Linked DNA regions of Homo sapiens: regions 2, 3, 4 and 5 are each linked to region 1. The links are chromatin loops, found by intact Hi-C in ENCODE. Cell type or tissue: dorsolateral prefrontal cortex. All regions are shown on one strand. Links, peaks and the distances in the headings refer to the core of each region. The heading gives the core; the rest is flanking DNA. Region 1 has its middle 31 kb from the start of LINC01792. Region 2 holds the start of SGO2 (shugoshin 2). Region 3 holds the start of AOX1 (aldehyde oxidase 1). Region 4 overlaps SPATS2L (spermatogenesis associated serine rich 2 like). Region 5 overlaps AOX1 (aldehyde oxidase 1).

Region 1 (6,129 bases), core at 503-5,502:
TTTTGTTATCCATGGTGGGTTTCATTCATTCTTGTTCAGTTTGTGAGCTGTAATAAAGTGTGTGTTTTGTCATTGACATCAGCATGAAGTCTGCATTTGTCTACTGCAGAGAATGGCAGAGAATTTTCTTTTGGGGTCTCCATTTGGGACCCCATTTTCTTTTGGGGTCTCTGACTTTCCAAGGGGAGAGAACTACCTGGATCACTCCAGGAACCCAGAAAGATCTTCTGAGGCTGAAACTTAGGTACCCCAGCACCCCCCTGTTATGATGGGAAACCTTAGTTCATGGGGAAGCAGGTTTTCACTTTGTATACTGAAAAACTAGATTAGCGAAAGGAGATGTAAGTTGCAGCATCTACTCATAAATCAAAATACATTCCTGGGTGATTAAAATTCACCCCCTGTGCCCAACTCGTTATGCAATTAATACATCTGGCTCATAAAGAGCAATCTGGCCTCTCATTCCAACTCTAGAATGCAATTAAATTTTCTGAGGCTAAAATTTCCATTCTTTTAAAACATCAGTAAATAATAAAATGGATGTTTCTTTTATTGGGTTCTAGAGTGAAAAAATCCACAGATGATTTACTGCTTGGATCAAACTCAGTTCCAATATCGGGGAAATTACTGAGGAGGAAAACAAGCCACAATTGTAATAGTTTTATTTCACTTTATTAGGATCTGTAATTATCACTTCTGAATCATAGTGTGATTTGCAAAATGAAATCTAGCTGATTTATTTCCCACCAGTGATAATCCTTCTGTCTTTTAGGGCCTGATATGAAATTCAAAGAAGTTTTCCATCCAATTATTATCCATCTTGCAAGGATTTTGGAATTATTTATAGTGATTAACATACAAGAAGGTGCGTTCTCATTTACTGTAACAAGATCCTGATGTTGCAGATAGTTCTGGTAAAGCAAGCTCAGGCTATTTGACACTAAGCAAATCATGAGATCATGTGGCTGGAGGAAATCATATTTGACACTGTAATGCTGAACCACATAGGATCTTTAGAATGTCTGCTAGATTCAGAAAATCCTGGTAAAGACTGTACATCCTCTGTTGAGATTCAATTTTCTACACAGAGCTGGGGCTCAACAAAATGTTTGTTGTTCACCCAGAAGTCTTTCAGCTGTCTCTAACTACCTCCACGATTCAGGGCGTACTTAGCGTTTTTCTTCCCTCCGGTAGCAGATGAGAGCAGCTACCACGTTCCCTGGTAAATAGCAAGCACCGTTTTCGCAGGCCACAGAACTTCGCCAGGTATTCCTTCGGTTTTCCCTTCTCTAACTCAGAAGAACCAATTTTAACAATTGTTTCAAAGCTACCCAACAAGGAGAGGCATGGGTGTTTTCCCCACAATTTAGGACTCAATTCTTTAGATCAACATTTTTTGGTGAAAAGTACAGGTGGAATAAAACTATTTTTAAATACTCATTTGTTTATTAATTTTATAGGTAATTAGGCTTTTACCAGGCACCAGGCACTGGGCTACCTGCTGGTAAATCAATCCCCCCGAAAAAAACATGAATTCTTCCCTAGGAACTAATAGTATTGTGGGAAATGTGGCTATATAAAGGAATAATTACAGAGTGATGCAATAAGTGTATTTGACATAAATATTTTCCTTTATGATTAGTGGAATATTTCTCCACAATCTATGGAATGCATTCAAAATTGACTTTTTTTGGATTAGCTCAGTTTTAGTGACTTTTAAATTTTGATTGAGGAAAATCTGGGATTTTTAAGAGAGGAAAATCTGGGATTTTTAAGAAAGGAAAAGACAAAAATAGATACCCGCTTAAATGCTACATACACTAATTTTAAAGGTATATGTAAAGTTGCAAGCACTAGTAAAATAACTTGTGTTTGTTATGCTCCTCAACACTTTTCCCTGTATTTTCTACAAACGAATCTCTTTGATAATAAAAAGTAGGTTTTTTAAATGTTGCTTTTTTCCTTGTAGAAATGCACAATAAGAGCATGCATAATGCTAGAAAAACTTTGACCTAAAACAGCCTTTTCAGTCATTTTATAGTTCTCTGAATAACTGGAAAATTGTAGTTTACACACACTCACACACACACATACACACACCCCCCGTAGGTTTCTGTTGCTGATTTTACCTGCGGTTTCAACACCGCTGAGTCAACTTCATGGTGCTGGCCCTTTATCTGAAAAATTGATTCATTCTCTCAGTCTTTGCCTTTGAACCTAAATCACCTTGTTGTTAATATCCTTTGAACATCCTTTGAACTCTCAATAAATATCTGTTTTATAATCTCAAAGGGCAAAAACCTCTATTTGTAAGTTTTCAATGCCAAATCACAGTCATGTTAAAACAGGTCAAATAAGTGCATGTTCTGAGTTCAGGGTGTAATAGGAAAAGCCATAGAGACGTAGGTAACTTAGGGACAGTTACCTTCTTTCTAGATGAATCCTTAGATTCCTGAGCTGGGATGCCTGGTCTAAGTTGGTCTATTTGGTAAGCAAAACAGAACCTTATTGAAGAAAACTCTGCCCCAAAATGTCGCATCTGTTTATGCAAATGAAAATCAAACCATTCTTAAGCAACTGGTCTCGGCTTCAAGAAGTACTGTGAACAAGTCTTATTTAAAATGAGAGCCACAAAGCCTACTTCAGGTTCTTTTTACAAGAGCCTTTTCTGTCCAATTTCCCAAAATTAAAGCATGAGCTCCCTCTGCTGAGTGAATTCACATGTGTTGATGAAACAGACTCCAAAAACATTTGTATATTACCTATTGAACCATTATGTTCCTGTAAACATAAGCAATTATAAATATAAAACATATTTATATTTTCTTTTTTTCAAACTCATAATACAGAATGGGATGGAAAGGTAAAGAAAAGTAATTCACAAGGTAGAGATTCATTAGTTGAGGCTTTTCAGTTTCACAACAATGGTCCTGAGCAACAGCTGCTGGTACGGCAATGCTTTGTAATCACCATGATGAGTTACCAGGGGTTGCTTGCAAGCACCGGTTCTCACAATCAACCTATTACCCAGCTTTGGTTCTTCATAGCACTTATCATATCTGAAATTACAACTGACGTATTCAATTGTCTGGTTATGACTGTCTTCCCCTAAGAGAATGTTGACTTCCTGACAGTGGATAACATGTCTGTGCTTTCAGCCCTTAGAACATGCCTGACACACAGTAGGTGCTCCGATTTGTTTTATGAATTGAGGGAGGCAGAAAAGCAGGCAGGCAGGTCAGCATATACCTATAGTGTCACTTAGGATTATGGTTCAACTAGAGAATGATTCAGTGCCAATCACATGGAACTGGATACAAATTTAGTAGGAAATGATAGAGATAAGAGAGCCAAAGGACGTACGGTGAAAGAGGTGTGGAATTCAAGCTCAACCATAAAGATGGGAAGGACTTGGTGAAGTTAGACAAGGAAACAAGCATGGTGTTAAGCACTGAGGATACAATGACTTAAAGAAAAAGGCCTGGACTTTGCTCTCATGAAGCTTATAATCTGATGGGTAAGACAGGTATCAAAGAAATAAACAAATGAAATGCAAAACTGCAATTGTGACAAGTGCTATGAAAGAGTGGAATGTGATGTTAGAGGAGCAGGTAATAGGGTGACCCAAACTTATCGGACAGTTATGGAAGGCTTCTCTCAGCTGAGATGAAAGGAAGGGGGAGTTACCAGGTAAGGAGGGTGGAACTGCACACACACTGTGCAGGAGACTGGAGGCAGTGCCTGTTGCTGGAGCAGAGAGCAGGGGAGATGGTGGGAGAGGAGCTACCCAGCACCTGATGAGGAAAATCTCTCTTGATCCTTAGAGCAGAGCGCAAAGCATGGCTGTAATGGTTCTGATTGCTTTTCAGGGATTCTGAATCATGTTTACTCTCTTTTCCTCACTTTTCTATATTTACAAGGTAGTCTACAATGAAGATGTGTTATTTAATAATTTAAAAAGGGGTCTTTTATGAAAGAGAGTGGTGGCATTATATGCCTACTCTGGCCTTTCCGACTTACCCTCTTCTTTCCCAGGTTTACAGAATAGTAATGAAGGTGTCTCACTTTCAGAGCTGACCCTGGCCTCAGCCTGGCCTAGGTGAGGGACATCCTGGCTGATGTGGTCCCCAAGTCCCAGAGAACACACAGACACATCATGCTCTCTTGAAGCATCTGAGAACCCTGGCTGGACAATAGATCAGGAACGTGGCAGTAGGTTTTCTGCACCAATTATCTGGGTGTGGGTAGTTTAGTGAGGAAAGGTTGTATCATTCATGATTTCTACCACTTTCTGCTGTATCCATTGGTGTTTTTCACATGATTGAAATATTAGATTGCCTAATTTCAGACCCTTGTGGATAAGCCACTTAAATGCCCAAGTTTTCAGAATAGGGAGCCAGAGAGGAGGTGCTGCCTTCCTGGTCCACCCACCCATGACCTGGTTCATATCTGCAATTGTCTGTTGAGAATCTATCCAGTCCAGAAATGTCTATCTTTAACAGCTCCCTAAGGGGTTCTTTAACTTGTTACTTACAGAGATAACTGATGGGTTCATTGAGAACAATTGACCTGATAACAAATATGAATGAGAACCACACAATTAACTCAACCTTTCAGTGTAATTCTGTATTATTCCAATTATGATATATGATATATAGCTGTAAAATATTGACTACAAATATACATGTAATTATCAACTATAAATAACAGCAGCAGCATTATCCTTGCTAACCCTCAATGCCTCTGTATGAAAGAATCACTGGATTGTTTCTATGGTCCGGTCTGCACCCTCCTCTTTGATTACTGTGGCTTGGTGTTTCTGCTGGCCTCTTCTGGATCCTGTGACATGCACATTCTAGGCTGCCTGATTACAACAGTTCTATCTTTATAGGAGGGAGGGCCTTTAACCAGCTAGGTTCATCTCAGTCATTCTAGCTGCAATTTGTTACTCAAAGTAAATTCTTCAATGATGAAATCCCCATCAATGGCCTTTTCCAGGAGGCAGCTTCCCCAGATCAAAGGTTGTCAGGGTATGTTGCCCACAAGCCATCTCTCCTCTGCCCCCTCTTACATCTGAATCTCTCGGTATATTGTCACCTCTGTGCTCCTTGAATCTGCATTGCAGCCATGGGTAGGTTTTAGTGGTGATATCTTGGCTGGGAGATCAACTTTTCCCACCCTGCAGATGTCGCTGTCTCTGGGATGCTGCCTAGTCTCCTCTTTCAAACCCTCTCTGGCTCAGCTCCTGCCTCCCCCTCCACATCTCACCCCAAACAGCCCTTGCTCCCTTTCTTCTCAGATATACTCTACTAACCCCACCCACCCACCACCAGCTGCAAGCACCTGGGGTTACTCTCCTTAACTATTTCCTATTATCAAGCAAGCTAGACATGCAGAGTTGGAAAATAAATTCTTCATATGTAAATCACTGGAGTCCTCTCCTAATCAGAAATTAGAAGTGGGTGGCATGGAAGTGATTTTCACGATTTGTCTTCACACTTCTGTTTCGCCAATAAATAAAGGGATTAGTGATTCCTCTAAAACATTTTAAGATTTGCAAGAAAATCTCTCATTTATGCTGGCACTTTTTATTCTAATTGCTGAGACTGAAAAGAAATGTCATTCTCTATTTAATTCAGTGTTCATAATAAAAGCCCTGAGGTTGCTGATTAATTTTTATTTTCATCCTTAGGAAGTCAACTGTTAGCAGAATTTCAACTTCTGATCTCATTCCTGCTTTGGGTGTAGGCAATTGCGTACTCAACCTTGCTTCAAAACGTGAGCTACTGAATTCCCTCAGAAGTGCTGATGTCAGTTTTATAAGTGTATTGAATGCAGAATTGTGGAATAATATGAACCTGTTATTTAAATCATTGGTTACCATACTAACTTTTCATTTTGCTGTGGATAGAACTGGAAGCACAGACATTGTCAGGATAGTGGATGAATATGACACACTTTAAGTGATCAGGAAGCATGTGTGAAACCATCTCAATCTGTCTTTCTTCTTATCTAGTCACTATCAAGAGACAAAGCACTTGTAATTGATTAATGTTATAAAGCAAGACTAGAATGTAATGAAGCATAGAGTTTTATTTTAGAGGCAGTTTTATTTTAACAGCTTTATGG
Region 2 (6,129 bases), core at 802-5,801, 180 kb before region 1:
AGGGGCTCCTGATAAACGTATATTGAAGAAAAAGAGGAGGCTGACAAGCAGGAAACATGAGGAAATTAGCATGATGGATACCATGCCTCAAAACCAAAGTGACAAATGACAAAGTAATTCTCTCACTATCTTGAGAGGCTCAGGCCAGGCTGCCTGGGTTCAAATACCAGCTGCACCACTTAACTAAACCTTGTAGAAGTTACTTAAATTTTTGGTGCTTTCTTGGTTCCACCCAGAAAGGTGGGGACAATTTCCTCAACTTTAAAAAGGAAATGATGGTACCTACCACATAGGATCATTTTGAGAACTAAAAAGGCATTTAAAGGGCTTGACACAGTGTCTAGGACAAGATAAGCCCTTAATAAATATTATCTGCTGCTGTTATAATGATTAGCTATCCATCACCCAGCACAGCTTATTTAACTGGTTTCTATTAAATAAAATAAAAGTAATTATTGTAGTAAAGTTGCATAAAATACTGAAATGAACCTTTGTCATTCTTTTGGCCGCCTAGCTCAAAATGCACTTCCTGAGTTTGGGTAATTCCTCACCTTATGAGTCTGTCTAGGTTACCTCTCACTAAGAAGCCACCATCATCATAATCATCATCATCATCAACACAACAACAAAAGCCAGACACAGGCTGTTCAGGACTCCCTTGCAGCAGGACTTGTAGCATATGATTCAGGTTTGACGAGTCAGACACACCCAAACCAGGTCTAGCAACAGGAGCTAGTAATGCCAAGCAGCAGTGATGGGAAAACTGCAGCACAACTATGCCCACTTTCCCATATGCAGTGGTGGTCCCAGTGGTCCCAGCAGCAGTGGTGGTCCCAGTGGCGGCATCTAGTGCCACTGTTGGCTGTACAAGATCAGCTGCATCCTCAAAGGGCTATTTTTGGTAGCATGACCATGGCTAGGTGCTCGTCTGCTGCCAAGCTCCCCTTATTTTCCAAGCCTGTATCTCTATCCTACCCAGAAATGCTTTAACCCACCCAATATTCTTTTCTGCTTCTATCAGCCTGGGTTAATTTTCCTTGGTGCAATTCATCCTGCCAGACTGGTACAGATGATCAGGTCAGATGGTTTCATAAGATGTAAGTACACTCCTTCTACTTTGTTTTATTGCTTTATTGATTTGCAGTGTTCTTTACTTGGCTCCTGCTCAGGGACTGTTCTTGGATGATTTTTGTTTTAGTAATGCCGATATGTTAAAGAGGGTTTTTCTGGTTTTTGTTTTATGGCAATTACACTTTCTCTCTTTCCTTTCCTTCCCATCCCTTTTTTGGTGTGAGTGATTGTGTCTTAGGACAATCAAATTTTAATTGACTGGAATCTATGCTTAGGTAGAGAAAATCAGGCAACTAACAAGTATAAGAATAAAGGAAAACAGATGGAGAGGAACAAAATCAGTGCCCAGTGCAGGAGAGTATCACAACAGGTCTGTGAGCTCATTTAATGTAACTAGTTTCTTTTACAGATAAAATACTTGAAACAAGGAACACACAGCTAATGGCTCAGCCACAACTATAATAACTGCATCTCCAGACTTCTCATCCAGGGCTCCTGCCTCTATCCATTATACCAAGAGGCAAAAGGCAAATAACTAAAAAGCAAGCTGAGATCACGTTAAATTTAACCCGACTAATTATACTTTTAGGTTTATGGTTGTATATGATACTAATTTACATTTTCAAGAGGTTTTACAATTTACAAAGCAGTTAAATCCTTTCAACTGCTCTGAGATAAGGTAGCACTTTTTTTTTTTTTTTTTTTTTTTTTTTTTTTGAGACGGAGTCTTGCTCTGTCGCCCAGGCTGGAGTGCGGTGGCGCGATCTCGGCTCACTGCAAGCTCCGCCTCCCGGGTTCACGCCATTCTCCTGCCTCAGCCTCCGGAGTAGCTGGGACTACAGGCGCCCGCCACCACGCCCGGCTAATTTTTTGTATTTTTAGCAGAGACGGGGTTTCACTGTGTTAGCCAGGATGGTCTCGCTCTCCTGACCTCGTGATCCGCCCGCCTCGGCCTTCCAAAGTGCTGGCATTACAGGCGTGAGCCACCGCGCCCGGCTAGCACTTTTTTTTTTAAAGAGGTCTTGGTATTCATGTCTTGATAAATGTTTTAGCATCTCTTCTACCTCTGATTTTCCTGTCTCCCTTTTCTATTTGTTTTGGTTTTGAAGCTGTAACTACAAAATGTGTCCATTGGGAAGAGAGCAATATTAATGTATTTGAACAAAAGGGCCCATTGATTGAAACCATCATAAAAATATATGGGATGCTGTTTAACTCCATTTTACAAATAAGGAAACAGAAGCCCAGAGAGATTAAGTAGTTTGGCCAAGATTAAATAACCATTAAATGGCACAGTCACTACAAGGTTCATTTAAAAAAACATATAACATACATTGAGCATTTAATGTGTCAGGCTGGGTAAACAAGATATAGTGCTAGTTAACTCCTAGGTAAGCATAAATTTCTATAACCAGTATATTACTTTGTAAACCACTGTCTTCTGGAATTTTAGCAGCTGGACAATCAGTAAATACTTTTCTACTTACACAAGATTCATGTAACCAGATCTGTTTGGAGACTGATCGTGATTTATATTAGACTAAAAGATCTTAACTCAAAAGCATGTTTTGCATCATTTGTCTAGATTCTTTAAAGTAAAAATGGAAAGCTGTAATTCTCAAATGTCTTCGAATGAACAAAAAATTGACAAGAATATGAAGCTGACTGCATTACTGTATCATCAATTATTGGAACCTTGATTTAACAAGCTATTTTCATTTTCAGTCCAATGGCATACAAAGAGGAAATTTTATTCTTTGTAGTTTCTCCAAATTCTTTGTAAAAATTATGAAAGTAATTTGCGAAAAATAAGCGAATTGACATGGAATATAAGGTGAATAATACATTTTTAAAATGTAGTTGTGTATAATGGAAAACGTCATTCTTGTATATTCAGCTAAAACAGACCATTAGTGCAAGACCTAAATATTAATGAGATCCGGGGTTTGCAACGAAATGTCATTGCTGCTTTTCCCCCAGAAAGTTAAAAGAAAAACGGGGAGAGCTTTTAAGTGAAAACTAAATGTGCTGGCGTCACACTTGGAAATGCAAGGATGCAGAAGAAATGGTAAGATGTGGGTGGGTAGTATCCCAGTAAACAACATAAACCTTCTAACAGACTTGAGGTGGCTGTCAAGCCTTTCAGACATGTGATTGATAATGAATGTCAGAGGAGAGTTTCCTTTTCCATCAACGCTTCAGGAGACAGCGGACCGCCACCAACACAGGGCGGAAGAGCACCCCTGTCACGCAGACTGTGCCGCCCCCGGCTCGCCTGGGCACGCCCCTTCCTGCCCTAGCAGCGGCGTCCCGCCCTTTCCGCCTTTCACTTCCTAGTAACCGCCCTCCCTTGCTCCATCTTCGCAGGACCCGATTGGCTGATGGGGCAACCGCCAACGGCTGTGGCGTTTAAACCCAAGCCGCAGCCGCTGCTGCTCGCCGAGCTCCCGGAGCTGGGTGGGGGTGCCCCACGCTGAAAGAGAGGTAAGTTAGTGGCCTGCGGCAGTTGACGTGACCGCCCTCTCCCTGTCGGGATCGGTGTCGTTCTTGAGTCGGTTCTCTAGGCGCTGTCCGCCTCGGTCTCCGGCTCGTCTTCCGCCCTCTGTCCTCCGGGATCCGGGACGGCGGCCCCTCTCCGGCTACGAGGGGTTCGTTGACGGAGTCCTGTTTTGGCTTTGAGTCGCTGCCTCTTGTTTCTGAGATTTGAGCGTCCGGCAGGGCGAGCGGGGAGAGCCACCAGTTAGGTCAGCTACTTAAGGGAAGATATTTCTGTCTCTGGGACTGCTCTACTCCCTTGAACAGTTTCTAGGGCATTGTGAGCGCTCAGTACGTGTCTGCGGAATGAATGTTAGGGACTGCGTGCCAAAGTTCTCGAAGGAGCCCTCTCGTTTGGAGAGGCTGGCTGAAGGCGAAGGGGTGATGGAAGACTAGGGAGAACTTGGAACTTAGAACTTGAGCTGCTTGATGTACAGGTAGGATTTCAGTAGAGAATAGGGACAATGATTTTTTAGATGAGGTATCCAATTCAGGAGAATTGGATGTGGAACTGAGTATTTCGTATTTAGAGATAGTCGAGATGCTGGCCGGACAAGTGTCACAGAGTGCTGGTATTGAGTGCTGATAGTTTACCAGGTCCCGTACTAGACACTGTACATACATTGGCTCATTTAGTCCCTACAAGGAGATGCCCTTATTTTTTATGGTTTTATAAATCTGGAAATTGAGACGAAGAGGTGTTGAGATCACATAGCTATGAAACGTTGGAACTGGAGCTCCAACACAGTTGTAATCACTATCATAATGTCTCAGTGTCTATATGGTAAATCACCCTGGAACAGTACCCCAAATGCCTGGTTCTGGCTCCTAAAGTTTCCCTTGGTGAGGTCATTGATGTAGGGGGTTGCAGGGCAGTGTCAAGGAACACTCCCAGATTTCTGGCATGAGGATTTGAATAGGCGATTGACAGTGTCGTTTATTAAATTAAGGAATTGTGTCAGAACCAGCTTATTGGGGAGGGCAGTCCAGCTGTGGTTTCCTAATTAGTAAAGTGAGATTTGATATTCCAGACTGGATTTTTTGGGAGATGAACTAGATTTCTATGTTAGGATCCCTTTCAGGTGTGTGAGATGCAACAGTTTGTGGGGAGTTTCTGTGTTCTACTGTCTTTGAGATAGATAGTGATCTTTGATTTTAAAGTTTCTTCCTGGCAAAACGTTTAAAAGAACTGTTGAGCCTTAATCTTGAAAGGTTTCTGGTTCAACTTATTCCCCATTGCAGAAATTTCTTCTAAAACCATCTTTCCGTTATTTGCTTGACACCTCCCAACATCTGCTTAACACTTTCAAAGGAGACCCATTCCAAGAGTGGGCGGTTTTTCTATTGGAAAGTTCTTCCATTCATTCATAGTCACTTCTTCCACAAATGTTTATCCAGCAGCTGCTATGTGGCAGGCACATTTCTGTACTAAGGTACAGAAGCAAACAAATTTGACAAAAGTTTATGCCCTCATTGAACTTACAATTTAGTAGGAGAAAACAGATAATAAGTTAACTATTTAATTTTATCTTAGACATTGATAAGTTAACGGAGAAAAATAAAACAGAAGGGGAGAATGGGGGTAAGTGTGCAGTTTTTAAGTAGTTTGGACTGGGAAGGCTCACTAAGAAAGTGACATTTTGGCAAATGCTCGAAGGAAGTGAGCAAGCCCTGTGGTCATTTGAAGGAAGAGTTGATACAAAGGGAAGAAGGAATAAAAGTTTCTGCTTTAGAGCATGTCAAGGTAGGCAGTGTGGCCAGAGATTATTGAGCAAGAGAAAGATTAATGAAAAGGATTAGAAAGGTTCACTGATGATTAATTGGGGAAGAGAAGTGTCAAATTGTATAGTACTTTCTAGGCCATTTTAAAGATTGAGTGAGATGGAAAGCTACTGGAGAGTTTTTTTTAACATGGGAGTAACATGAATTTACTTAAGCTTTAAAAGGATCATTGTGGTTGCTAGGTTAAGAATAGATAGTCGGGGAGAAAATGGAAGCAGGGACACCATTCACGTAGCTATAGCAAATAATGTACATGGGAGAGAATGGCAACTTGAATCAAAGTGGTAGCAGTAGAAATAGTGGTAAGTAGCCCAGGTGGATATATTGTGAAAGCTGGGTCAGCATAATTGATCATAGAATAGATGTGGGATATGAAAGGAACTTTCTGACCTGAGCAACTGAAAGAATGGAGTTGTCATTAAGTGAGCTAGGGAGGACATGGTGGAGTAGGTTGGGGTGGGGGGAGTTTAGGACATGTTAAATTTGAGATGTGTGTTAGAAATCCTAGTTGGAGATGCGTAGTAGGCAGTTGGATGAATAAATCTGGAGTTCAAGGGAAAAGTCTAGATTGGGAACACAAATTTGAGAGTTATCAGCATTTAGATTTAAAAGCCAGGATACTGGCTGATAGTCCAGGGAGTATATGTAAATATAAAAGAGATGAGATCCAAGGACTGAGATCTGGGGCACTCCAGTGGTAAGAGGTTAGGGAGATGAAGAATAACCAGCAAGAGGGACTGA
Region 3 (5,940 bases), core at 920-5,919, 120 kb before region 1:
ACTGAAAAAATAAAATTATTGGGTAAAATACTAAAAAACATACCTTGAATGCATTTCTTAACTAATGACTATTAGCCAACCAACATTTCTTTTAGTAGGAAAGTAAGAAAAGCTCAGATCAAAGATCAAATGATAGCAGGAACTCAGAGGGGAACTGACCTTATCCTGAAGATATTTGTCTAACTAGGTGAACCTAAACATTGCATTCACAACCCTATGGGGCTAGGGACAGAAGACAAATCCTAGGGTTTATCCAAAATAAATAGTCTAATAGATCTTCTTCCATAAAGTTGATCTACTTTCTCAGTAAAAGAGCAAACTAAAAATAACCTCCCCACTAGCTTGCTCAGCCCCAGGAAATAACTTGGGTGCTGAATTAAGGAGGAAAAAAATCTTTCCTTAGAATTCATAACCAAAATACAGCCTTTATTGCAGATTATAGCTGGAATTCACAATATTTCGAAGGCAAAAAAAAAGTTAAGCTGAGGATTTAGTATAATTAGTGCATGAACTATAGTGCTCTGTTGTCTATTAGAAGCAAATATTTTGTAGGGAGTTGTCCATCTCACACCTCAACATGTTTTGCACAGCCAAAGTTCCAAGGAAAATGAAGGGCTACCTCATAGTAAAGAAAAACATTACATACACAGGGGAACAAGGTATCAGCAGAAACAGCAATCAGACACAGAATATAAAATGTTTAATGTTTCAATAAAGGAGAGGCTTGAAAATGAATGAAGATGTTGAGTGGAAAAAGTCACAGAAAAACACCTACAGTACGATTCCATTTATATAAAGATATCTATCAAACAGATAAAACCAAACAATATACTTTGTGGGAGAGCAATACACAAACGCTTAAAACAAAACTGTAAAGAAAGGAGTGATAATAGAATTCAGGATAGTGGTCCCTTTTTGGGGGAGGAGAGGGTTGTGATCAGAAAGGGGCATATTGGAGGTGTGGTAATATTTTGTTTCTTAACCTGGGTGTAGGAACATGAGCATTTACTTTGTTTTTAAATGGTATATTTTCACATGTTCTTGAACATATGCTAAATTTCTAACAAAAAGGAACTATGTAATAAACATGTAATATATAAAATCTATGTTGATTAATTTTTCTTAAATATTTGAAATGAATTATTTGAAGTACTCTGATAGTGAGAACTATAAGATTTAAGAAAAATTAGAGTATTTCAAGTATTTAACAAAGCTTATGGTTTAAGGAAACTTCTTTTCTACTGATATGATGAAACAATTTTCTTCTCCATGCTTCACAGCAAAAGCATTAATTTTGGGTTGTTATTAATCTTCCTTTTTTTCTACTTTGCAGCAAGATGAGAAGATGAAGTGAATTTATGGATTCTGGTTTTTCTGAATTTTCAAAGCATAAGGAATCAAAACAGAAATATAGTATCAAGAAGATGAAATGCTTAATGAAAAGGTTTTTTTTTTGTTTCTTTGGCCTTTCATGGAGTGTTGATTTGTCCATTCTTAATGTTTATTAATAGGTATATGTGCATAAAATAGCTATTTTGTAACATTAAACTTTTTGAGTCATTTTGGTCATCATATAACTTACCTTCCTGTTTATTTAAGCTTCTTTTTACCTAGTAGCCTTTAACCAAACAATAACCTTTTAACCAAATAAAATGTGTTAATAAATACCTTTGCATTGGTTATCTTGTATACTAGGCTGTCTTGTTTTGCTGTCTGTTTTTAACCCATTCAATATATGTGGACATCCAAAAGGGTTTAAAAGCCACCTCCTGCCCTGGCCCGTTTTCTCTCCCTTCATTCTTCTGTTTTCAGAAATACATGTTGAATGTCAGCTTCTGTATTATTTCTATTATATGTAATCTGATGACTTAGAGGAGGAGATTAACCTTTCAGGCTCTTTTGAATTTGGTTTTTATAATTTGGTTTTAAAGATCACTTACTCTTCCAGTAATAAGTAGTAATAAATCCTGTTCATATCTGAGATCAATACACAGTTTATTGAATTCAAATGACTACTCAAACTCTATTCCACCTAGATGGAAAACTTTTTTAGACAATATCTGACCACTAACGCGGTGGGCCCAGAAATCTGCATCTTAATCAGATGCTTCAGGTGAGTCCGTCCGAGGATTGTCCTAGTACCACACTTTGAGAGACTGCAGTGGGGGTACAGAGTGCTGGAGGGGTTTAGTCAATAGCTCTAGTGAAGGATGGATAGTTTTATTCAAAGAATCCCAGTTGATGAATGAAGAAGAAATGCTAGAATTAGAAAAATTGCAAACCCCTATTAAAACTACCGCTCAGGCAATGCTCAACAATGGATGTAAAACAATTAGGTGAAATGTTGATGGAGAAATTCATTACAAAGGAATAGCCCTCTGAACCCACTGATCAATGTTAGCATCATTACGAATGAAACAACCAGACACCATATGCTTCCTGCTGTGCTGCAATATTAATTATATGGTACCACCTATGAAGTGTTCTTGCCCTCTCCCCCCCAAAAAATTGAACCTGAATTTAATCAAAGCTTTAGATCTAATATTTAGTGCATAGGAAATAAGTAGAGTAGAAAAACAATACCAGGGAGAAGCAATTAGCCACATTCAAAAAATGGTTCATTTCAATAGAACAACTGACCTGGTTTCTTTTTCAATGTGTTAATAGTGTTAAAAAGTCTGTTTTAGATCAAAAGAGACTGATGAGACCACATGCAAATACATTGCACAGCTCTTGTTTGATTCAAAGAAGTCAAGTGTAAAAGACATTTTTTAGACACGTGAAATGGTGTTGCGGCTGACTAAAAGGATGTGTATGTGTGTTTTTGAAGTATTTAGGGCTAAAATATGTCCAGGATTGGCTTTTAAATACTACAAAAAATGGAGTATGCCAAAACGTTGACCATTGTTAAAGCTCAGTGAAGGGCAGGTAGATGCCAATTGCACTCTTCACTTTTATGTGCAAAGTTTGGAAAATTTCACAATAAAATTTTTGTGTTTACATAAATGAAATAACATGGGAAAATGTTCTAAGGTATGGCAAGTGAAAAAAGCCTGGAAAATAACTAGTTTGTCCCACTTAAGTTTTTAAAGGTGTTAAAAGTACATGTTTCAAAAAGTAAGGATAGACTAAAAAAGTGAACGGTGGTAAGTTCTAAGTTGTGGGCTTACAGGTGTTCTTTATTTTTATGCTTTGCTGTATTTTCCAAGTTTTTTTTTTTAAGTTTTCCAAGATGTTTTACATCTCTGTTCTTATTTACCAGATAAACTTTGTGGTTAGTTACTGGATAAACTGTAAATAGTGATAAAATTTTTAAGTTTATATCAAGATAGCACTTCATTTTAAAACCAGTAATTATTAGGTTGGTGCAAAATTAATTGCAGTTGTTGCCATTGGAAGTGATGGTAAAAACCGCAATTACTTTTGCACCAACCTTATATTTCTAAAAGATCAAGTTGTAAACCTATTTGTTTTCCCTAAGATCCGCTCTTGCAGAGTTGGAATAAATATGATTGTTTACACTTAAGAGTCCAGGACTACAGCAGGCCTGGTTGGAGGGGAGTTACTAATGTTCCCAGACTTAAATCCAGCTGGAACACCACCTAAAATATGCAGTAACATAAGACCATCAAAAGCAATGTCCCAGGACTTACAATGTTTGCTAAGACGCAAGAGGGTGTGACACAGACGCTAAGCGCCACTGGCGAGGAGATGAAGGGGTCGTCTTCATCTTCGCCGGATGATTTCCGCCCACATAGAGGGCGCCAGTGACGCCCACACACGTGCTGGTGTCCCGGGAAGAGTTCCTGGCAAAGAGCTCAGGAACGTTGGATCTTAATCAAGGCTTTCTCCGTCGGGGTGGATGGGTTGGACTTTAGGCTCCAGCAAGCCCCGCCCCACTCGGCGGGTCGGTGCCGCCGGGTCCCAGGTGCCCGCTACTTCCCAGAACCTCCGCCTCCCGCTCCGGGCCCTCGAACCAGCGCGGACACCACAATGGACCGGGCGTCCGAGCTGCTCTTCTACGTGAACGGCCGCAAGGTGAGCGCCCGCGGGCTTCCTCTGCCCCCAGACCTGCGGCCAGGGCCGGGGCAGAGAGGAGCCCCTGCCGTTCGTCCCATCCTTTCGTGCCCGCCGTTTAAGGCACTCAGGCACGGACTGGCTTTCTCCCGTAACAGCGGCTTTGCCTTCGCATTCCCACCCCTGCCTCCGGGGCAGCTAAAGGCTGCGTTTTCAGGGACTGTCCTGGATCTTTGGGCCCCCACCTTCCTTATGTTCCCCTTTCCTCTCCTTCCAAGGCTCACAAGCTGATTTCCAACCACACGCCCTCCCTAAACAGTAAGATAAAAAGTATTCTTGCCCATCAGGGGTCAGCACTCCCAGATCTTCGTTCCCTCAATCCCAGCCGATAACGGGAACGTCCCCAGTACACTGAGAGCAGCCTACAGAAATGGCTGAGCCTCAGCTCGCGGGGTGCGTTTGGAAGCGCAGAGAGCAACTTAGATTCGGGACAAGACCGTAGAGACGAACACATTCAAACCACCCCCATCGTTTCTCAGATGAAGAAATCGTTACTTTCCAAAGTCACAGCTAGTTCCTGGCAGAGCTGAACCCAAGTCAGGCTCTGGGGGCTCCAAGGTCCTCACGGGTTCCACTGCTGGGTGCGGGCTCTGTCGCCTCAGAAGCTGGGCTCGCTCTGCGCAACCCGAGGGACAGTTCCAGGCAGTGTCCGATGTTTGGGAGAAGCAAAGCCCCCTGGGCATCCTTTAAAACACCCCCCTTAATGTGAGCATCAACTCTGCTCACTCTTAATGTTCCAGTTTCATTGACATTACTCTGAAGGAGGAAACTGAGGCAGGAAGGTTAAGGAGCTCCCTTGAGAGCTGTGGCTCACGCCTGTAATCTGCACTTTGGGAGACCGAGGCAGGAGGATTGCTTGAGCCCAGGAGTTCGAGTTTAGCCTGGGCAACATGGCGAAACCTTGTCTCTACAAAAAAAAAACCAAACAAAACAAAACAACAACAACAAAAAAAAACCGGTGTGGTGGTGCGTGCCTGCAGCCCAGCTACTGGGGAGGGTGAAGGAGGATTGCTTGAGTCTAGGAGTTCAAGGTTACAGTGAGCTGTGATCACACCACTGCACTCCAGCTTGGACAAAAGAGTGAGATCCTATTTCTTAAAAACAACAAAAACAGAGCTAACAACCAAGCAAGAGCAGTGGCACCTGATTTCCCTGGTGCTCGTGTTGGTGCCGGTTCATTCAGAGCCACCTGTGACCACTGCTTCTGGCTAAGGGCAGCCACAACACTTTTCCCGACGGGCACCAGCTGCCTCCCCTGGAAGCTAACCAGTGTGAAGCACCAGGCCCTAGTTGTGAGGCCTGTTCTAAGACCCTGAGCCTAATTTCATTTGTGGTTTTGTATTATGTTTCTTAAAGAGGATCCCCCAAATTGTACATTAGGCCCCTCAAAAACTTTGTCTGCCCCTGCTGCCTGGGTTCTACATTGGATAAGATGAGCTAGTTTTTCCTGATCTGTAAGGGTCATTAGGACCCCTTCACAGGACTGCTGTGAGGGTGAAATATGACAATGGGGTGAGATGATTGACATTATGTCATTTTTTTCTTCTTTTGCATAATAGAATGGTATAGTAAACACAACACTGGCTTTGTTGTTTAGACAAACAAGTCTTCAATTCCAATTCTAATTCTGATTGAGAAAACCTAACCTCTCAGAGGCCCAGTTTCTCTGTTAAAAGGGGATCATACCACTTACTTCATAAAGAGTGATCATGAGCATTCAATCCACTTATTTGTTAAGGGCCTACCGTATGCCAGTCAGTGTTCCAGGCTTATGAGATACAGCAGAGCACAGAAATAACAAGTCCTTGCGTGCATGGAGCTTACATTGTGCTGGGGAGATAGCAAGCATATAAATACGTGGAA
Region 4 (6,129 bases), core at 385-5,384, 230 kb before region 1:
CTGACTTCATAATACTGTGATCAGATGAAATGAGATTATCTGCTAAGAATTTGACCAGTGCCTCGTAAGTGTTCAATGATTTTTTCAATGTTCCCTCTTAAATAACTCTTTCCCCATTGCCCTCAGTAGGAAATAATTTCTTCCTCTTTTATATTCCTAAAGCACCAACCACATTCCACCTTGTATTGTAGTTAATGGTATCTGTTTTCCTTGCCATTGCTAAACTCCCTGGTAAACTCAAGAAGGGACTGAGTCGCAGTTATTTCTGTATTTCTCACCATGTCTTCTACACACAGATCTTAATTTTAAATGAATGGAAAAATAATCTCTTTCTCACTTCTTTTCACAGCACTTGAAATTCTGCCATTTAAAATAATATTTTCCAGACACTAAAGGCTTTGTGGACGTCCCGGTTCCCTGTTAAAATAGGAATGGGGGTCTAGGAAGGACGACATGTTTTCTCTTGATGGTTAATACCTTAGAAGGCACTTGGCCAAACTCAGAAGACCCTGCCAGAATGCAATTCAGAAAAGTACTAGGAGGGCGAGGGGTGCTAAAAGGTTAAATAGATGAGTCAGACACACATTTCATGTAGGCCCAAACAAGAGAAACACAGGCCCCTCACATATTCCCCAGGCAGGAAGATGCTCATTCCCTAGCCAGGTCAGCACTAAGACTGAGCGTGGAGCCTCCCAGCAACAGGGCTGGAAAGATCCCCACCAGGTCAGCACTGCAGTGGACACCGGAAGAGCAGAGTGAACGCATCCACGGGGGTGCCTTGGTCATTTCTGTAATCATGGGGTTCCTGCTTTTCATCTCTTTCCTCCAGCACTTTGTCAGCGAGCGTAAATATGACGAGGAGCTCGGGAAAGCTGCCCGGTTTTCCTGTGACATCGAACAGCTGAAGGCCCAAATCATGCTCTGCGGAGAAAGTGAGTTTTGCATATTTGCTGAATAATTCTGTGTGAGTAACCTTGGTGCTATTTGGAGTTGCTATTGGAAATGTCAGGTGTGCAGTCCCCCCAGGGGGCTAACGTGAGGTCTAAAGAGATTTAATGATCTAAGCTCATGACACAAGTCACCAGAAATGTCGAGATTTGAACCTAGAGTCTTCAAATGCCACTGCCCATCAGTAATTCCCCAGGATTTATTAAGTGGAACAGAACAGGTCAACTAGTTGATACCTTTTGCAAACTTTTATTAAGCACTGCCAGTTAAACTGCTTCTCTGATTTCAAACAGCCCTGGTTCTACAGAAACTCGTTAGGCAGAGAGAGTGAGTCTTCCTAACATGTCTGGGAACAATCAGTTATTGTTGTGCAGGGCCCAGCTGTTATGCGAGCCCCTCAGCAGTGCCCTGAGCCTCCACCCTCGGTTCTCTGTGCTGAGTGAGGCTGCAGATAATGAAAGACTTCACTCAGCCATTAGCTTTAGTCTTGTTCCCTATTAAGCCTTAATTAGAGCAGCTAATGTGCAACAAAATTGGCTGCTATATTTTCCCCCTACACCAGCCCACCCACAAGGGGAGGTGGGAATGAGCACTGAAGCGGCTTTAAGGACGGCCACAAGGAGGAAAGGACTAGTCAATGACGTGGAAACCCACAGCCTCGCAGTCAGCTGAAAAATTAAGATTTGGCTGCACTTCCTATTATGATAGAATTAACTATACTGTACTACACTGCATACATATATAGTAACACAATTTGCTTTTATCACTTCACAATCTATGGTAGACATTTTTTCATATCAATATATTTAACCAGTCATTTCTCTAAATATAATAGATGTCACCGGTCTTCTGGTTGCTGCATTTAGATTGCTTGCAGTTTTTCACCATTAAAATAACACTCTGATCACCTGAGGCCAGGAGTTCGAGGCCAGCCTAGCCAATATGGTAAAACCCCCATCTCTACTAAAAGTGCAAAAATTAGCTGGGCGTGGTGGCAGGTGCCTGTAAGCCCAGCTACTTGGGAGGCTGAGGCAGGAGAATCACTTGAACCTGGACCCGGGAGGCAGAGATTGCAGTCAGTGGAGATCGCACCACTGCACTCCAGCCTGGGCGACAGAGCGAGACTCCATCTCAAAAAATTAATTAATTAATTAATTAACACTGCTGCGAGCATCCTTGTCCACACATCCTTGCCAATTATTTGATTTTCTGACTGCATTTTTAAAAATTATTGTTCCCCCCTGTACTCTTCCTTATGAAAGAATCTACCTATTTGCCATTCTCTATCCCCAGCTTTTGCCCCACCTCTAAAAAAGGGAACTGCCCACCCTCTTTTCCACTTCAGCCCTCAATGAGCAAGACAGTGATGCTGAGCGATGCCCTGTCACCACCGATCTCGGGGCGATGGAGAGGTGCCCCTTCACCTCCTTTCCTCCTGAGCACTTCAAGTGCCATCTAGTGGGAGAAATGGTCCCTTACTAAATTCCAGGTGTCCATTCTGAAAGACAGACACCGTAATCATCCAAAGGCCCTTCCTTCTCAGCTTTGTTGAGAGCACATTGAGAACCCACAGGTACTGAACCGGAAATAGTGGTCCCTGATCTGCAGACAATAATGACCCCATGAAACTGAATCTGGTGAGCATAGGAGCCACGGAAATCCCCTGGTCACATTTGGACAGCCCCAGCTTGCTGTCACACCTTCCCAGTACACTGAAGGGACTGGGGATGTGTCCCTGGCCTTTCCATTTCTCCTGTATTGTGATTCTTACTGGTCCCGCCTAGTCCTCTAGCAGAACCCTGGGATTAAATCTGATCCAACAAAGAGAGCAGACAAAGTTGCTTTCAAAAATTGGTGACAGTTTTAAGCCTCAAAGAAAGGTCTAGCTGGCAGTCAGATTCTGGTGAACTGTGAGAGGGAAGTCAGGGCTTTATCCTTGAATTGATTCCCTCCAGTTCTGATTCAGTGTAATCACATAGAAATCATCCCAGCAGAAACCACCACTTTCAAAACCAGGGGGAATGGTCATAATAAACGCTGAGCAGACCTGCCTGAGCCCTGAGCCCTGAGCCCTGAGCTCTGACGGGTGTCCGCCTGATCAGCCTGCCTTGCCTGTAACCTTGGAAGTGGTGCACATCTGCAGTGAGGCTGCAGAAAACGGGGCTGATTAAAGGTGTGATGATGGAGCACTAATGAAATATACAAGATGCCTTAGGGGCTGGCGGGCCTGGCCCTGTGTTTGGGGGATATGCATGACCCAGAGTAACAGAATTCCTAACATCCAACATCACCCCATTCCCAAGCTCTCAGAACATCGTGGATCTGACAGGCCAGAGTGTCCGCATAGCTCCCAATCTTTCTGTGTCTGCAGTACCAGTTGGTCCAGGGAACTGATCAGGGAAGTGAGAACAGGTTTGGTAATGGGGACTCTACGAGGCAGAGTACATTTGCAGACAGGGCCAGAGAGGGAACCTTGAGGTTTCATTATCTCTTTTCCCTTGGTGGTTCTTGACCTAAAGAATAATATTTAAGTTGGTCAGATATGTCTTATTTCCTACAAATGTCTCCCAACTTGGATGATTATGCTGTAATCACAGTTCAGTGATTCCCACAAAAGAAATTTGGTTGTTCTCTTAAGCACCAAGATGCCCTTTCAAATAACATCTTTCAAAAGAAAACTTTTTAATGTTTTTGTGGAGCTCCTGGCCAGTTTCTTCATCTTCTAGCGCTTCCTAATGGGTTACTGAGGCAGCAGTGTTGGAGGTGCAGCTCGTAACACTGAGCACTTTATTATTGCAGTTACACATCCAAAGAACAACTATTCCTCAAGAACTCCCTGCAGCTCCCTGCTGCCTCTGCTGAATGCGCACGCAGCAACCTCTGGGAAACAGAGTAACTTTTCCCGAAAATCATCCACTCACAATAAGCCCTCTGAAGGCAAAGCGGCAAACCCCAAAATGGTGAGCAGTCTCCCCAGCACCGCCGACCCCTCTCACCAGACCATGCCGGCCAACAAGCAGGTAAGCCGACACTGGTGCAGGGTGCCAGAGGAAAAAAAAAAAAAAACCTGTTTCCAGAGGAAGAAAACAGCAACTACTAGATTCTGGGCCTCCTGGGGTCACACTCAGGCTCCCGCCACCTGCCCTCACCCACTCCCCACCCAGCAGCACTGCCCAGCTGGCCTCTTGGGAACTCCCCTGGTCGCTCTCATCCATGCCTGCCAGGTGCTTTCCCATGTGGAGGAAGTGGCCTGCATGCACTCTTGACCACGTGAGCAGAGTCCACCCCAGTGACACAGTTCTTCTCATGGCTAGGACTGCCACCATCCCTGGGGCCCCGAAACCAGCCCACACGTGGAAGGGACCCACAGAGACTCTGGAACAAGACTCGGAACCTACTAAACTACTAATGAGAGGAAATCTGGCATTTGTTTTTTAAGATATTTTAATCCCCATTTATGTTTAGCTGATCAATAAGAGGCTAAAGTTAGTGCAGTCTTCTCTTCTCTTGGGATTTCAGTAAGGAGAATACATTTCAAAATGGCATTCTTCATTCTTATCTATTATGATGTCTAAAGACACAAGTGTCCAAAGAACCATCTTCCTTCTCTCCTTCTGCTTCTCCACTATATCTTTTGGAGGTGATTTCCCCCTTATCCTTAGAGAATTAACAAAAAATTGGGATCTGCCGGATGCAATGGCTCACTCCTATAATCCCAGCACTTTGGGAGGCCAAGGTGGGCAGATCACTTGAGGTCAGGAGTTTGAGACCAGCCTGACCAACATGGTGAAACCCTGTCTCTACTAAAAACACAAAATTTAGCCAGGCATGGTGGCGGGTGCCTGTAATCCCAGTTACTCGGGAGGCTGAGGCAGGAGAATTGCTTGAACCCGGGAGGCGGAGGTTTCAGTGAGCCAAGATCGCACCACTGCCCTTCAGCCTGGGCAACAGAGTGAGACTCCATCTCAAAAAAAAATAAAAATAAAAATAAAGGATCTGATGATATAGAAGTTGGGCATGCTATAAAGATACCTAAGATACCTTTTATCATCTCCAAGAAAAAGTCTTTTCTTTTTTTTTTTTGTAAGACTTTAAAAATGGTGGTTTTCTAACAGGTGTCTTGTTGGGTTTTGCTGTCTCAGCCTTTGAGAATTCTTATTAATGATATTGACAGGTGTTTTCTCAGGCCCTGAAGTCTTCATGAGCTTTAAGATAGCACTTTGACAAGGAGCATGTTATAATCTCATTAGTTAAAGATCATAATCAAATCTGTTTTTACTTGTAGTCTAAATATATCTTCACAGTTTTTGTTCTTTTTTTTTTCTTTTTTTTGGCACAATCTCGGCCCACTGCAGCCTCAACCTCCTGGGCTCAAACAATCCACCAGGCTCAGCCTGCAGGGTAGCTGGGACTACAGGCACGTGCCACCACGCCTGACTAAATTTTTTTGTATAATTTTTGTAGAGATGGGGTTTTGTCATGTTGCTGTCAAATTCCTGGGCTCAAGCGATCCACCTGCTTCAGCCTCCCAAAGTGCTGAGATTACAGGCATGAGCCACCATGCCTGGCCTCTCTGTTCATTATTAAATACCATGCTGATAATTAAGTCTAAAATTTAGTCTAAGAGTTTCCCTTTTTCATAATTTCTTTAAAAACAAAGGAGGCCAGATTAAGTACTATCTATGTAGATACTTCTTCAGTTCTCTGGTTTAGCAGTTTAGGTAATGGCTCATTTAAGTTGAAATCCACTCAAATATCTAAGTCAGAACACTGTAGACCCAGGCAAGAATGGCCCTTGGACCGGGCCCTGTGTTTTCAAGTAACTTCTTGACCCTCCCGCAGCCATGGCCCTCTCTACAGAGTAAGGAATCAGAGAGACCAAGGAGACAGGGCCACTGGAATCTACACTCTTTGTTCTGAAGCATGCTGCCAGTCAGTACTCGAGATCCTGGGTTACTCTTCCCAAGTGGGCCCAAGCCTGCTCACAGGATCTGCCTGGACCACTTTCCTGTATACATCATCTTGAAGATGAACAACACTGCCAGTTTTCACACCCATCCGCTGGAAGGGTGGGAGTGGAGGCGATGCTTAGGTGTGCAGGCTGGAATGTCCACATTTGTGTGTGCAAGGCCCCTTACAATGTGGGATGGAGCCAGAGATAGGAAAAGACAGTATTCAGAC
Region 5 (6,090 bases), core at 1-5,000, 85 kb before region 1:
TAAAGACAAATCTAGCAGTGGTAATATTAAAGAAGAATGTTGATTTGGGTCTTAAAGGTTACGTGCTTTGCACTGTGGCCTTGTACCACAGACACGCATGAGATGGCCACCTTGTCACGTGTTTTCTGCCCTGGGCACTGCAGGCATCAGAGTCCAATAAAGCCACGCTCTGCGGCAAGGCCATGGGCTGCTTTGCTTTCATTTTCAGAGGAAAAGACACAGCCCCTAGAGGTTGATGAAAATTCAATAATGCTTTTAAAAAGAACTGCTGATTTGTTTAGCTTGAATGTTAAGATATTTTACTCCCTTAGTCTCTATTCTTCTAGTGATTTTTCTGTGAGTTACATTTTAGAGTTGAATCAAACGTAAGTACTAAGAGCTTTTTGTGCTCTCGTAATGAAGGCTATTAGAAAACAGGATTCCTAACTCTCAAATGGAATTTTCTGCCACATCATAAAAATATGCCTGAAGTCACCCTGTTGGTAAAGTGGATACAGTTTGGTGGGTTTTTCCTTGAAATTATTATCAGGAAACTTGACCTCGAGAGTTTTAGTAAGTCAAGAACATGAAAAGGCTTTTTAAAGCATTTGTTCACTGAAACTATTGTTGGATTTGGTTGTGAAAGCTTATAGTATGTCGTAATGAACATTGACGTTGGTGTGTATTCCTTGAGGTTTTAGGTTCAATATGTTTAAAAATTAAAATGCACCAAACTCCATTGAAAATGATTGTTTTGAAAGTTAAAAACAGCTGCCATCTCCCCGGTGTTCTTTTCAAATATGATAGTTGAACCCTTTGGCTTATAAATACCCTAATATTTCTTAGACAATGGAATAAACTTCAGAAAGAAACAACAACAAATTAATGGATATTGAAATCATCCAAAGAAAAAGGAAAATCTTCACATAGTGCATGATCTTGAATGAGAGTTTATCATTGATTGCAAAACAAAGTTTTAGATGCAATATGTCTGCCACATAGATGAGTTTTGTTTTTGTTTTGCCCGTGGTTTTTCACACACACATACAAACATCCACATTGCTAGAGCAACGTCAGCACTCACGAAGAGCATTTTTCCCCTAAATCAGTTCATTTGCTTTGAAAATATTTTGACACAGCTTCAAAAGATCACCAGTTTGAGGAGACAGCATTCTTCCTTCCATAGTATCTTTAGCCAAATACTAAGCAGAAGCAGGTAATTGAGGACAGCTTCTTTCACCAGTAGATTTATCACAACTAACTGCAAAAAAAAAAAAAAAAAAAAAAAAATGTATGATATCTTTGACGGTAGGACAAAGACATTTTTTGGAATTTTTCCTCAGTTTTTTGGCAGGCCTCACACAACATGGTTTCAAAAGACTTTTTTTCAATGTGATGAAGTGTTTTGTTTGTTACAGTGAAATGTGTTATGTCAGTTAACTCCCAGACCCATTACAGATACCTATGAATGTCTTTCCTTAATGTCTGAGCTTATGAATTATCTGGAATTTTGCTTTTCAGGATGAAAAAACTTCTTAGGGTTTTAAAAAGAAGATGTGGGTGATTTTTTTTCACTCAAATGTGGTTCAGGTTGAGAGCCCAAGCAGCATCACAGCTCAGCACTTTGGGGGATATTTTGCAGAGGAAGTCAATTCCTACCATCTGCAACATATGAAAAACCACACCTGGTAGAACCTCATTGTTGGTTTTTCCTTTTCATCACTATCTCAGCTCCTCGAAGCAGAGGGGGAAGAGGAGAACTGAGGGGATTCCTTTGCCATGGGGACAGGGCAGTGTGAGCTACGTCAATAGAGCTGGAGTGTTGGGACTGTCTCCAATCTGTGCTCATGCCTGAACCCCAATAAGTAAACTTTTCTCTCATTTTCCCTAGTCCCCTACATTCGTGGCCTAATATCTACCTTTATTGAATGGAGCCCTGGGCCAAGGTCTAAATTATTTTTCTCGATAGTCTCCTGCTTTCTAGCTGATAAAGTCAGGATGACTCAACAATAACTGAAAATGAAAAAACAAAAACTTAGTCAATACTCCGTTTTTTGTTCACTGTATTATACTAACTACAAAACTGAAGTTTACATTTAAGTAAAAGAAATATGAAATTAGAACAATAAATGCTTATCAACAGTGTTTATTTTGCAGCAAAACAGTAAATTTTATATAAAATAGGAATAAATGCATCCTACACACATGTCTTATACCAAGTTAATTGTAGAAATTACACTACTTTCTGTGCATAGTTGTCAGCCACAATTTGGTTGACATTTTACTTCTTGTCATTTATGTTATGAAAATAATATGGTTTTTTTATTTTCAAATCAATGTTGAACATGTTCTGAAATAACACATGCCACTCTGCCGTTCTCTCCTGATATTCCAGCCCTGCCACCTGCCTGGAGAATCTCTGATCTCTATCTCCAGCCAGAGGTTTTTTGTTTTTTTGAGGCCCTTAAGTAGTTGGGTAGTGAGTGGGGAGCACTCTTCTCGAGTTCCTGGAGCAGCAGAGGGCACTGGAGAACTGTACATTTCACAGCTGTCTTAAGTAAAGCTCTCATTATAACCAGAGGTCTCCTCCATTTGTGGGATTAGATGAATTAAATCCAAATGTTCAGAAAGGAAAGCAAAACATCTGCATGAAAAGGAAATGTGTTAATCGGGGGGATCCAGACAGCTTGTCTTCAGTTCCATAGAGCAAGAGCCTTGGAGCACTTTCACTGGACCAGGGCAGACTTTGAAACAGGAAACCCTGCAGTGAAGAGTGAGATGAAATACCATTTTAGATGGATTCAAGTATCTAACTTATTGTTCATATGTGCTGAATAGGCTTTCTCAAACTGCACATTCTGGTAATCAAATACAAAAGAATTTAGCTTTTCTCCCCGCTCAGATGCCTTAAAGGATGCTATGTTGGAAATAGGCCTGTTTCTTCTTTTTTCTCCCAGTAAAGATTTTTAACCAGTATGTGTTGGCGACTTGTTCTCTCTTCCCTCCTGCCATATGATGTGTAGCCTGGCATTGTAAGGCTCATCTAAAAGGAAGATCCAGGGCTCAGGGTGATCCTGTGAGCTGCAGGATGGGAAGGGGAGGTGTCCATAGCTTTTCTCTGACCTCAACCTGGCCAACATGACTGCATGCCCCTCACCCCCAGGTCTTCCAGAGAAAGCCTCTGGGAGTCTGGCCTCAGTCCCAGTACCGAGTGCAATGTTGACACAGTGAGTTACAGATGGGGGTACCCACCAGGGCTTAGCAGGCCACTCCTCAGCCACAGCCTTCACCCTGGCCTTATGTCTGTCTCTTCACCTGCTCTCCTTCTTTCTTCATATCTTCAGTTCTTTTCACAATACACACCCGACTGGGAAAGCCATAAATTCCCATATTTGAAACACCAGGGCAGACATTGTGCTGATTAATGTCTGCTTTGATTAATGAAACACATTTAAGGTATTTACAGAGCCAACAGCAAGATATTCTGCTCCATGGGGCTCTAAGAAAGAGCAACATTAGTGGATCATTACTCCAATTGCAGGTCCCTTTGGCTTCATTCTCTATCAGGATTGTCTAAGTTAAGAGTTTTGCCAATTATTTCTTATATTTCCTCACTCAAAATTGAAAAAAAGAAGGCTATTCTGGTTGAAGTAATACCCTCAGTATTTTCTACAAACATAGTCACGATATCATCATACTCTTCTGTAAAATATTATATGTATCGTGCTTATATAGAAACAGTAAAGTCATTTTGATAATAAAATTTAAAGAGATACATAAGCATTAGCAAGAGGACATAATTTTGTATTGTCAAGAAGAAAGATTTAAATTTGTTTACTTACACAAATGGAATTTCCATTTGAGATGTTTGGGGTCTACATTCAAAAAAAGTGAAAAATAAGAACAACATCATGGATTGACATACCAGTTGGCTTATTGAATTACTGTAGTAGGTTTATTGTCTTGGTGTTATTAATAGTGACTTTTTTTTTTTTTTTTTTTGATGGCGTCTTGCTCTGTCTCCCAGGCCGGGGTGCAGTGCTGTGATCTTGGCTCGCTGCAACCTCTGCCTCCCAGGTTCCAGCGATTCTGTAGCCTCAGCCTCCCGAGTAGCTGGGATTACAGGCATGTGCCACCGTACCTGGCTATTTTGTTTTGTTTTGTTTTTTTTTAGTAGAGACGGGGTTTTACTATGTTGGCCAGGCTGGTCTCGAACTCCTGACCTCAAGTGATCTGCCCACCTTAGCCTCCCAAAGTGCTGGGATTATAGGCATGAGCCACTGTGCCCAGCCCAATAGTGCTTTTTCATATGCAAAAGTATTCTGGTTTGAGTCTAAATTATATAGCTACCTTCTTATGGGAAATGTGCATAATAATAATTCCTACTTTCTCTATAGAAATGTAAAAGTATATTTTGGTTATTTATTAAACAGAATATAGGCCCAAAGCAGCATCCTGAAGACCCAATTGGCCACCCCATCATGCATCTGTCTGGTGTGAAGCATGCCACGGGGGAGGCCATCTACTGTGATGACATGCCTCTGGTGGACCAGGAACTTTTCTTGACTTTTGTGACTAGTTCAAGAGCTCATGCTAAGATTGTGTAAGTGGTAAAATTCTTACTCAATGGGCATAAATGATTGTCTTTTCATCTAAGTCACACTAGTGAAAAGTAATGGTGTGAAGAAATAGGCTATTTGTTGGTGATATCCAATGCAGACCAGAGGTGAAACAGGATCGAAATGTAGGATTTACTACAACTTCGTTGTCCCAAGAATTTTTTCCCAATTGTCTGGCAGAGACTGTTGGACAGTTCTTACCTCTCTCATATCTTATTATCCAATTAACCATGTTCTTGGCCTCTATGGCCACTCTAAGGAGCTCTGCTGTGTATATCATCTAGGTCTATTGATCTGTCAGAAGCTCTCAGCATGCCCGGTGTGGTGGACATCATGACAGCAGAACATCTTAGTGACGTCAACTCCTTCTGCTTTTTTACTGAAGCTGAGAAATTTCTGGCGACAGATAAGGTACTGCATTTTTGCTTTCTATTTGAAAAATAACTTTCTCAGTTAACGGTGCTTCATATTTTCTTAAAGATACCATCTACTTTGGCACACCATGAAAGACTCCAGTATTCTTAGAATGCTTATTATAAAAGTATATTCTAATATTGAATGAATTCAAATATATTCATTTTCTGTACAAGTAAAGACATTAACTAGTTATATAAAAGATTATTTGGTGTTTTACATTTTCTAATAGTGAGATGGCATACTGCTAATGGTATAAATGAGTAAATGAAGATGGAATAATGGTAAATTTTATATGGAAATCCCTTCCCTGAGAAGCCCTTATTATTGTCCCAGTCTCAGTGTGGTCAAAGTTCAACTACAAGTTCAAGTGGTATCTGCACCATGAAGCCTTTTTTCTCATTCTTCAATCCAGAAGTTCATTCATTCTCTCTCTCTCTCTCTCTCAATTTATTCTGATTTATTTATATTTCCATGTGTTAAATGCGCTTTTTATTTTTTATTTTATTTTATTTTATTTTGAAATGGAGTTTCTGTTTGTCACCCAGGCTGGAGTGCAGTGGCATGATCTTGGCTCACTGCAACATCCACCTCCTGGGTTCAAGCGATTCTCCTGCCTCAGCTTCCTGAGTAGCTGGGATTACAGGCACAAATCACCATGCTCGGCTAATTTTTGTGTTTTTAGTAGACAGCATTTTTGCCATGTTGGCCAGGCTGGTCTCGAACTCCTTACCTCAGGTGATCTGCCCGCCTGGGCCTCCCAAAGTGCTGGGATTGCAGGCATGAGCCACCACGCCCGGCTTAAATGGGATTTTTAAAAGTGAGCATCTATGATGTCTGGTCACCATAGCTGAACAAGATATGTATGATCTCTACTCTCATGGAGCTTAAAGTCTAGAGGAGAAAACAAAGTGACCTTTATGTACTTTCTACCTTGTGTTAAGCTTGTTTATTTTGATGTCTTATATATTTCTTCCACCTAGTATAAATTCCTTGAGTGAGGACCCATGTCTGATTCATCTGTGTATTCCACACACTGCTTCTCACATTGCAGGGTGAATGAGTAGAGGTATAGTGA

What was found. A loop is a pair of places that touch in the nucleus more often than their neighbours do. Peaks named below come from ENCODE experiments on the same cell type or tissue, not always from the same donor. Only the 100,000 strongest peaks of a DNase experiment are listed, where the experiment ranks them.
Region 2: it touches region 1 in a loop (2.2-fold over the local background); 14 of 110 quality-filtered maps call a loop at or near these places.
Region 3: a loop joins it to region 1, with 3 times the contacts of the local background. A loop is called at or near these places in 87 of 110 quality-filtered maps.
Region 4: it touches region 1 in a loop (2.5-fold over the local background); 22 of 110 quality-filtered maps call a loop at or near these places.
Region 5: it touches region 1 in a loop (13-fold over the local background); 19 of 110 quality-filtered maps call a loop at or near these places.

The regions. Positions count from the first base shown.
Region 1 is chr2:200,700,642-200,706,770 of GRCh38, forward strand. It overlaps the pseudogene AOX3P-AOX2P and the pseudogene AOX3P. Among named protein-coding and RNA genes, the nearest start is that of LINC01792, 31 kb to the right of the region's middle. In dorsolateral prefrontal cortex, for the core only: CTCF peaks have their summits at 2,712 (motif pointing left) and 5,189 (motif pointing right); DNase peaks (open chromatin) are centred at 4,828 and 5,203; H3K4me3 peaks cover 890 bases; H3K27ac peaks cover 5,000 bases.
Region 2 is chr2:200,522,698-200,528,826 of GRCh38, forward strand. It overlaps SGO2 (shugoshin 2), which reads left to right and starts at 3,510. Exons shown (of 9, transcript NM_152524.6): 1 at 3,510-3,555. RefSeq lists a silencer at 3,379-3,428. In dorsolateral prefrontal cortex, for the core only: a CTCF peak has its summit at 3,364; a DNase peak (open chromatin) is centred at 3,404; H3K4me3 peaks cover 1,568 bases; H3K27ac peaks cover 786 bases.
Region 3 is chr2:200,582,116-200,588,055 of GRCh38, forward strand. SGO2 (shugoshin 2) reads left to right here. Exons shown (of 9, transcript NM_152524.6): 9 at 1,334-1,981. The coding sequence ends at 1,349. It overlaps AOX1 (aldehyde oxidase 1), which reads left to right and starts at 3,899. Exons shown (of 35, transcript NM_001159.4): 1 at 3,899-4,038. The coding sequence starts at 3,994. In dorsolateral prefrontal cortex, for the core only: a CTCF peak has its summit at 3,746; DNase peaks (open chromatin) are centred at 3,922, 4,042 and 4,466; H3K4me3 peaks cover 1,430 bases; H3K27ac peaks cover 706 bases.
Region 4 is chr2:200,469,085-200,475,213 of GRCh38, forward strand. It overlaps SPATS2L (spermatogenesis associated serine rich 2 like), which reads left to right. Exons shown (of 13, transcript NM_001100423.2): 11 at 830-932; 12 at 3,748-3,968. All of the region lies in intron 2 of LOC101927741 (a long non-coding RNA gene), which reads right to left. Among named protein-coding and RNA genes, the nearest start is that of KCTD18, 38 kb to the right of the region's middle. RefSeq lists enhancers at 2,519-2,698, 4,014-4,163. In dorsolateral prefrontal cortex, for the core only: CTCF peaks have their summits at 1,444 and 2,387 (motif pointing left); DNase peaks (open chromatin) are centred at 857, 1,347 and 2,357; H3K4me3 peaks cover 1,117 bases; H3K27ac peaks cover 4,722 bases.
Region 5 is chr2:200,616,238-200,622,327 of GRCh38, forward strand. AOX1 (aldehyde oxidase 1) reads left to right here. Exons shown (of 35, transcript NM_001159.4): 17 at 4,413-4,582; 18 at 4,883-5,009. Among named protein-coding and RNA genes, the nearest start is that of AOX1, 33 kb to the left of the region's middle. In dorsolateral prefrontal cortex, for the core only: a CTCF peak has its summit at 2,488 (motif pointing right); a DNase peak (open chromatin) is centred at 144; H3K27ac peaks cover 611 bases.